Linked DNA regions of Mus musculus: region 1 is linked to region 2. A link is a loop called in an ENCODE intact Hi-C map of the cell type or tissue named here. Cell type or tissue: left cerebral cortex. All regions are shown on one strand. Each heading gives the region's core, and the rest is flanking DNA. Links, peaks and the distances in the headings are about the cores only.

Evidence for each region. Peaks named below come from ENCODE experiments on the same cell type or tissue, not always from the same donor. Only the 100,000 strongest peaks of a DNase experiment are listed, where the experiment ranks them.
Region 1: it touches region 2 in a loop (2.9-fold over the local background); 10 of 42 quality-filtered maps call a loop at or near these places.

What each region holds. Positions count from the first base shown.
Region 1 is chr11:49,327,828-49,330,745 of GRCm38, reverse strand. It overlaps Olfr1391 (olfactory receptor 1391), which reads right to left. Exons shown (of 1, transcript NM_146468.1): 1 at 2,398-2,918. The coding sequence ends at 2,398. Among named protein-coding and RNA genes, the nearest start is that of Olfr1391, 1.9 kb to the right of the region's middle. In left cerebral cortex, for the core only: no CTCF peak of the experiment used is centred there; DNase peaks (open chromatin) are centred at 917 and 1,451; H3K27ac peaks cover 409 bases.
Region 2 is chr11:49,383,167-49,386,084 of GRCm38, reverse strand. No RefSeq gene overlaps it. Among named protein-coding and RNA genes, the nearest start is that of Olfr1390, 44 kb to the right of the region's middle. In left cerebral cortex, for the core only: no CTCF peak of the experiment used is centred there; no DNase peak of the experiment used is centred there.

The DNA of each region.
Region 1 (2,918 bases), core at 305-2,804, 56 kb after region 2:
GAACACTGGCTGTTCTTTCGGAATACCCAGGTTCAATTTCCAGCAACCACATGACAGCTCACAACTCTTTGTAACTCCAGTTCCAGGGGATCTAACGCCCTCACACAAACCTACATGGAAGCAAAACACCAATGCACAAATTGCACAAACAAGAATAAATGAATCATTTAAACATATTGTGTATGAAAAAAATTAAATTAAAATGCTCTTAAATTAGGCTGGAGAAATGGATGAGCCATTAAAGCCTAAACTCACACCCAAGAAATGCTCTTAGATTGTAATCATTAATGATGACATTAAATCAGCCTTATCTTCTTGTGTTACATCCTGTTAACATTTCTTTGCTCAAGATGAGTAAACTTCACAGTAGAAAGTCCTATCTGAGTTGGACTGGCACTTGGGAGGCAGAGGCAGGAGGATGTCTTTGAGTCCAAGATCCTATATAGTGAGATAACTTTTCAGAGAGAGAAAGAGAGAAAGAGAGAAAGAGAGGAAGAGAGGAAGAGAGGAAGAGAGAGAGAGAGAGAGTAAGAGAGAGAGAGAGAAAGAGAGGGAGGGGAAGAGAGAGAAGAGTGACAAAGCAGAAGCAGAAGGGAAAGCAGAAGAGGAAGAGGAGAAAAGAGAGGAAGAAGAGGGAGAAGAGGAGGGGGAAAAGGAGGAGGAGGAAGAGGAGGAAGAGAAGGAGAAGAAGAAGGAAGAGGAGGAGAAAAAGGAAAAGAAGGAGAAAGATAGGGGGAGGGAAAGATAGAAAGTCCTACAACACTTTTGATTCTTAAGCACAAATTCATGCTAAAAGTTGTCTGTGTCAAGAATTTAGTAAGTAGAACAAGCCATGATTAAAATGAGATAGCTTCTGTTCTGAGCATGAAAATCTTTCCCACTCACTACTAAAAATATATCCCAATGCAGATAAAATAGAAGAAATGAGCAGTAAGCAAAAATAGCTGTCCCCTGAGACAGTTCTCTTCTTAATTGCGATATAGAATTTCAAGACATCAAAATGCTGCAGTTTTATTAGTATGTTTTGAGAAAGAAGTCACAGAATCACTTTTTATATTATTTTTTTTCTCAGAAAAAGAGGCAGGGAACAAGTGCACACCACTACAGTGCTTTGTGAAAGACTTTCTCGAGTCTTTCTTGGGACATAAGAGGTGGAGATCCTCAGTACTGAAAGATATACCACATTGACAGAGCTTGCTTATTAAATTTAATTGTTGACAATTCCAGACAAGTATATAATACAATCTGATTACACTCACCCTCTCCACAGTGTGTGTGTGTTGAGAAACACTACTCTAAACTACTTTACTTTCTATTTAACAAGAACAGGTACTGAAAATATTTATTGTAGATACACTACACATCAAATGCTGAGAGTGGTTAATATAATGCTCATTTTATTAAACAAGAAACTAACACTAAGGTAAAATAGATGCTTGGACCACTCAGAGCTCCAGCAAGGTGTAAGCACAAACATATGTGGTAGCAAAGTCCTGGGCTTTTCAGCATGAAGACCAAGGCAATCAGTGGGAAGGTATGGTAGTCTGAATGAGAACAACCCCCATAGATACATATATTTAAATGCATGATCTCCAGTTGACAAAACTCTTTGGGAAGGATAAGGAGGTATGGCCATATGGGAGGAGATGTGTCACAAGAGGCAGGTTTTGAAGTTTCTCTATTTAAGTAAATATAGCCATGTCTGAAAGTCACATACTCTATGAAATGGCTCTGTGCATGATCTGATTATTTTCTCCAAGTATCATAAAAGAGGAAACACTGTGATAAACTTTTGAAACAGACTCTGAAACAGCAAGAGTCTGATAAGGCCACCAAAAGTTAGAAACAGCAACAGTGAATTTGTGTGCTCTGCCTAGGGACATACCACTAACTATGTGACATCACATTAGGATCTGACTTTGTGAAAAGTCATTCAGAATTAATTAACTAACTAATTAATTAATTAATTAATTCTTTCACTCCCCACAACTCCTCAGAGTGCACTCTTCTTCACTCAGTTTACTTTTGAAGGCTGTGTAACAATCAGCACTTACCCACTGCTGAGCAATGACCAGACAGTGACTTAAAATGAACCATAGGAGCTCCTTGCTTCCACCTTCCACAAGGAAGGCAGCGAGCCCTGGTGCCTACTGAGGACATGCTTAATATTTGTTGACAGCTTCATAAATGCACATCTGAAATTTGAGCACTTTACCCCATGTTATCTTGTCTCATCTCTCTGTCTTTTCCAATGAATCTTTTCGTCTTCACAAGCCAAGAAGGATTGTTTCCTAGAGAACCCTGGGCTCAATTCTCCTGAAGCTATTACAGAAACAAAATGTTTTGTTTTGTTTTGTTTTGTTTTGTTTTGTTTTGTTTTGTTTTGTTTTGTTTTTACTACCTGGAGTCTGTGCCTCTCCCTAGCACCTTCCACAGAGCCCCCTTTACATCCTTGTTCCTCAGTGTATAGATCAGAGGGTTGAGCATGGGGGTAACTATAGTATAAAAAAGGGCCACAAACTTTCCCTCATTCTCAGAATAACTGTCATTTGGTTGCAAGTACGTGTAGATGGTTGAGCCATAAAACATAGAAACTACAAGGAGGTGTGATCCACACGTCCCAAAAGCTTTTCTGCGACCAGATGTTGACTTGACCTTCAGTACAGCCCTGGCAATGTGGGCATACGATCCTAGAATCAATGTTGCTGGGAATACCAAGATTATGGCTCTCGCCACAAACATCTTGGCCTCTGTTCCAGCTGTATCCTTGCAAGCCAACTTGAGGAAGACAGGCATCTCACAGAAGAAGTGATTCAGTCGATACCTGCAGAGAGGCATGGCCATCATGAGACCTGTCTGGATCAGAGAGTTCACGAGGCCTGCTACCCAAGAAGAGATAGCTAAAGCCTGGCACAGAA
Region 2 (2,918 bases), core at 102-2,601:
GATATCTCCCACAGATCTCTATTATCTATTTTAATGACTTCATTTTTATTGACATGTATAAATTATACCTGTAACTGGGTCCTGTGAGGCAATTCAATATACAATATAAACTCACAGAACCCAGCCTCCCCTTATTCACATTGCACACCTGCCTTTCCAAACTCTAGTGACCAGCATTCTACATTTAGTTTGGAAACTTTACCTTCCACATTAGGAAGTTCATGAAGCTCATATCTTTCTGGGTCCTGAAACCTTTGTCTGTACCATTTATCTTGACCGTGCAGCAAGGTCTGCTTCATTAACTGCTGAAGATCCATCTCCAAACACACTGTCTAGGGAATGAACAAAACTCAACAAATATTGTTAAATGAATTAGTAAATCCATTCTTCTTCATGAGAACACACAAATGTCACAGAAATGTGCTTCCTGGGTGACATAAAGGAAATAAACACTTTCTAATGTAGTTTCTTTCTTTAAAATTTTTTTATATATTTAGTATTATATGTAAGTACATTGTAGCTGCCTTCAGACACACCAGAAGACGGTGTCAGATCTCATTATAGATGGCTGTGAGCCACCATGTGCATGCTGGGATTTGAACTCAGTACCTCTGGAAGAGCAGTCAGTGCTCTTAACCTCTTAGCTACCTCTCCAGCCCCTCTAATGTAGTTTCTAACTTAGTGAAATAATGTTTTGACATTTTAACCATTCCTATTCTATATTTTTTTCTAAAGAAAAGCAATTTTTAAATAACTGAGTAGTACTCCATTGTGTAAATGTACCACATTTTCTGTATCCATTCCTCTGTTGAGGAGCATCTGGGTTCTTTCCAGCTTCTGGCTATTATAAATAAGGCTGCTATGAACATAGTGGAGCATGTGTCCTTCTTAACGGTTGGGACATCTTCTGGATATATGCCCAGGAGAGGTACTGAAGGATCCTCCGGTAGTACTATGTTCAATTTTCTGAGGAACTGCCGGACTGATTTCCAGAGTGGTTGTACAAGCTTGCAATCCCACCAAAAATGGAAGAGTGTTCCTCTTTCTCCACATCCTTGCCAGCATCTGCTGAGTACTACTCAGCTATTAAAAAGAATGAATTTATGAAATTCCTAGGCAAATGGATGGACCTGGAGGGCATCATCCTGAGTGAGGTAACCCAATCACAAAGGAACTCACAAAATATGTACTCACTGATAAGTGGATATTAGCCCAGAAACTTAGGATACCCAAGATATAAGATACAATTTGCTAAACGCATGAAACTCAAGAAGAACGAAGACAAAATGTGTGGACACTTTGCCCCTTCTTAGAAATGGGAACAAAACACCCATGGAAGGAGTTAAAGAGACAAAGTTTGGAGCTGTGACAAAAGGATGGACCATCTAGAGACTGCCATATACGGGGATCCATCCCATAATCAGCTTCCAAACGCTGACACCATTGCACACACTAGCAAGATTTTGCTGAAAGGATCCAGATATAGCTGTCTCTTGTGAGACTATGCCGGGGCCTAGCAAACACAGAAGTGGATGCTCACAGTCAGCTATTGGATGGTTCACAACACCCCCAATGGAGGAGCTAGAGAAAGTAGCCAAGGAGCTAAAGGGATCTGCAACCCTATAGGTGGAACAACATTATGAACTAACCAGTACCCCGGAGCTCTTGACTCTAGCTGCATATGTATCAAAAGATGGCCTAGTAGGCCATCACTGGAAAGAGAGGCCCATTGGACACGCAAACTTTATATGCCCCAGTACAGGGGAACGCCAGGGCCAAAAAGGGGAAGTGGGTGGGTAGCGGATTGGAGGGGAGGGTATGGGGGACTTTTGGGATAACATTGGAAATGTAAATAAGGAAAATACCTAATAAAATATTTTTAAAAAAAGAAAAGCAATTTTTAAAAATTAGGTACTTTCTTCATTCACATCTCCAGTGCTGTCCCAAAAGTCCCCCCACACCTCCCACTCACTCCCACTTCCCGGCCCTGGTGTTCCCCTGTACTGAGGTATATAAAGTCTACACGACCAATGGGACTCTCTTTCCACTGATGGCCGACCAGGCTATCCTCTGATACATATGCAGCTAGAGACACGAGCTCCGGGGGCACTGGTTAAAATGATGCTGTTCATGAATATAGATGTGCTTAATATTAATGTGATTATAAATGAATCAAAATTTGGAAACCTTAATAAAGTGATGATTTACACTAATATGAATCAGTAAAAAAAAAATGAACTGAGCTTCAAATCTTGAAGTATAAGACAGATGAGATTCATCATGAAAAGCTGAAGTCCACATAATAGAAAACTAGGCAACTTTGGAATGTACTCACAGAAGGCTCAGCACAGATGATCCTTGCCCACTGAGTGTTGAGTCTTATCAAGACTATACAAAAATCTAATAATTACCTCCTTTCACACAGGGAGGGAAAGTTGGAAGCCATTTCCTCAGCTGTTTGTACCTTCTGTCCCTTGACTCTCTGACATGGAATCTGAGACCAGTGATAACTGATGATGGCCTGTCTCCTCTCCTCACCACCTTGACTCTTTCATTCCTTTGTGCCCATGTGTTCCCTTTCTTGTAAGAAACATCTTATGAAAACAGCCAAGAGTCAACATTCCTTTCAGCTCTTTTGCTGGGTTCATAAATGATGCTGAAATTATTCAAAACTACAGTATCTAAGGTTTATACCCTGTCTCATGGTCTGTGGCTTTTGTCTGCATCCCCTCTCAACTTCCTTTCTTCCTATCAAACTCTGGCACATCACTCTGTGGAGCCACAGACACCAGGCCTCTTCCTTTTGAGAACTGTGAATAATGAGTTACTGATAAATTACAGCTATCTCCTTAACAGGGGTCTCTCTTGACCATTAAATTAACAAAGACTCTGTGTTAGTTGACATGTCCTTGCCTGTT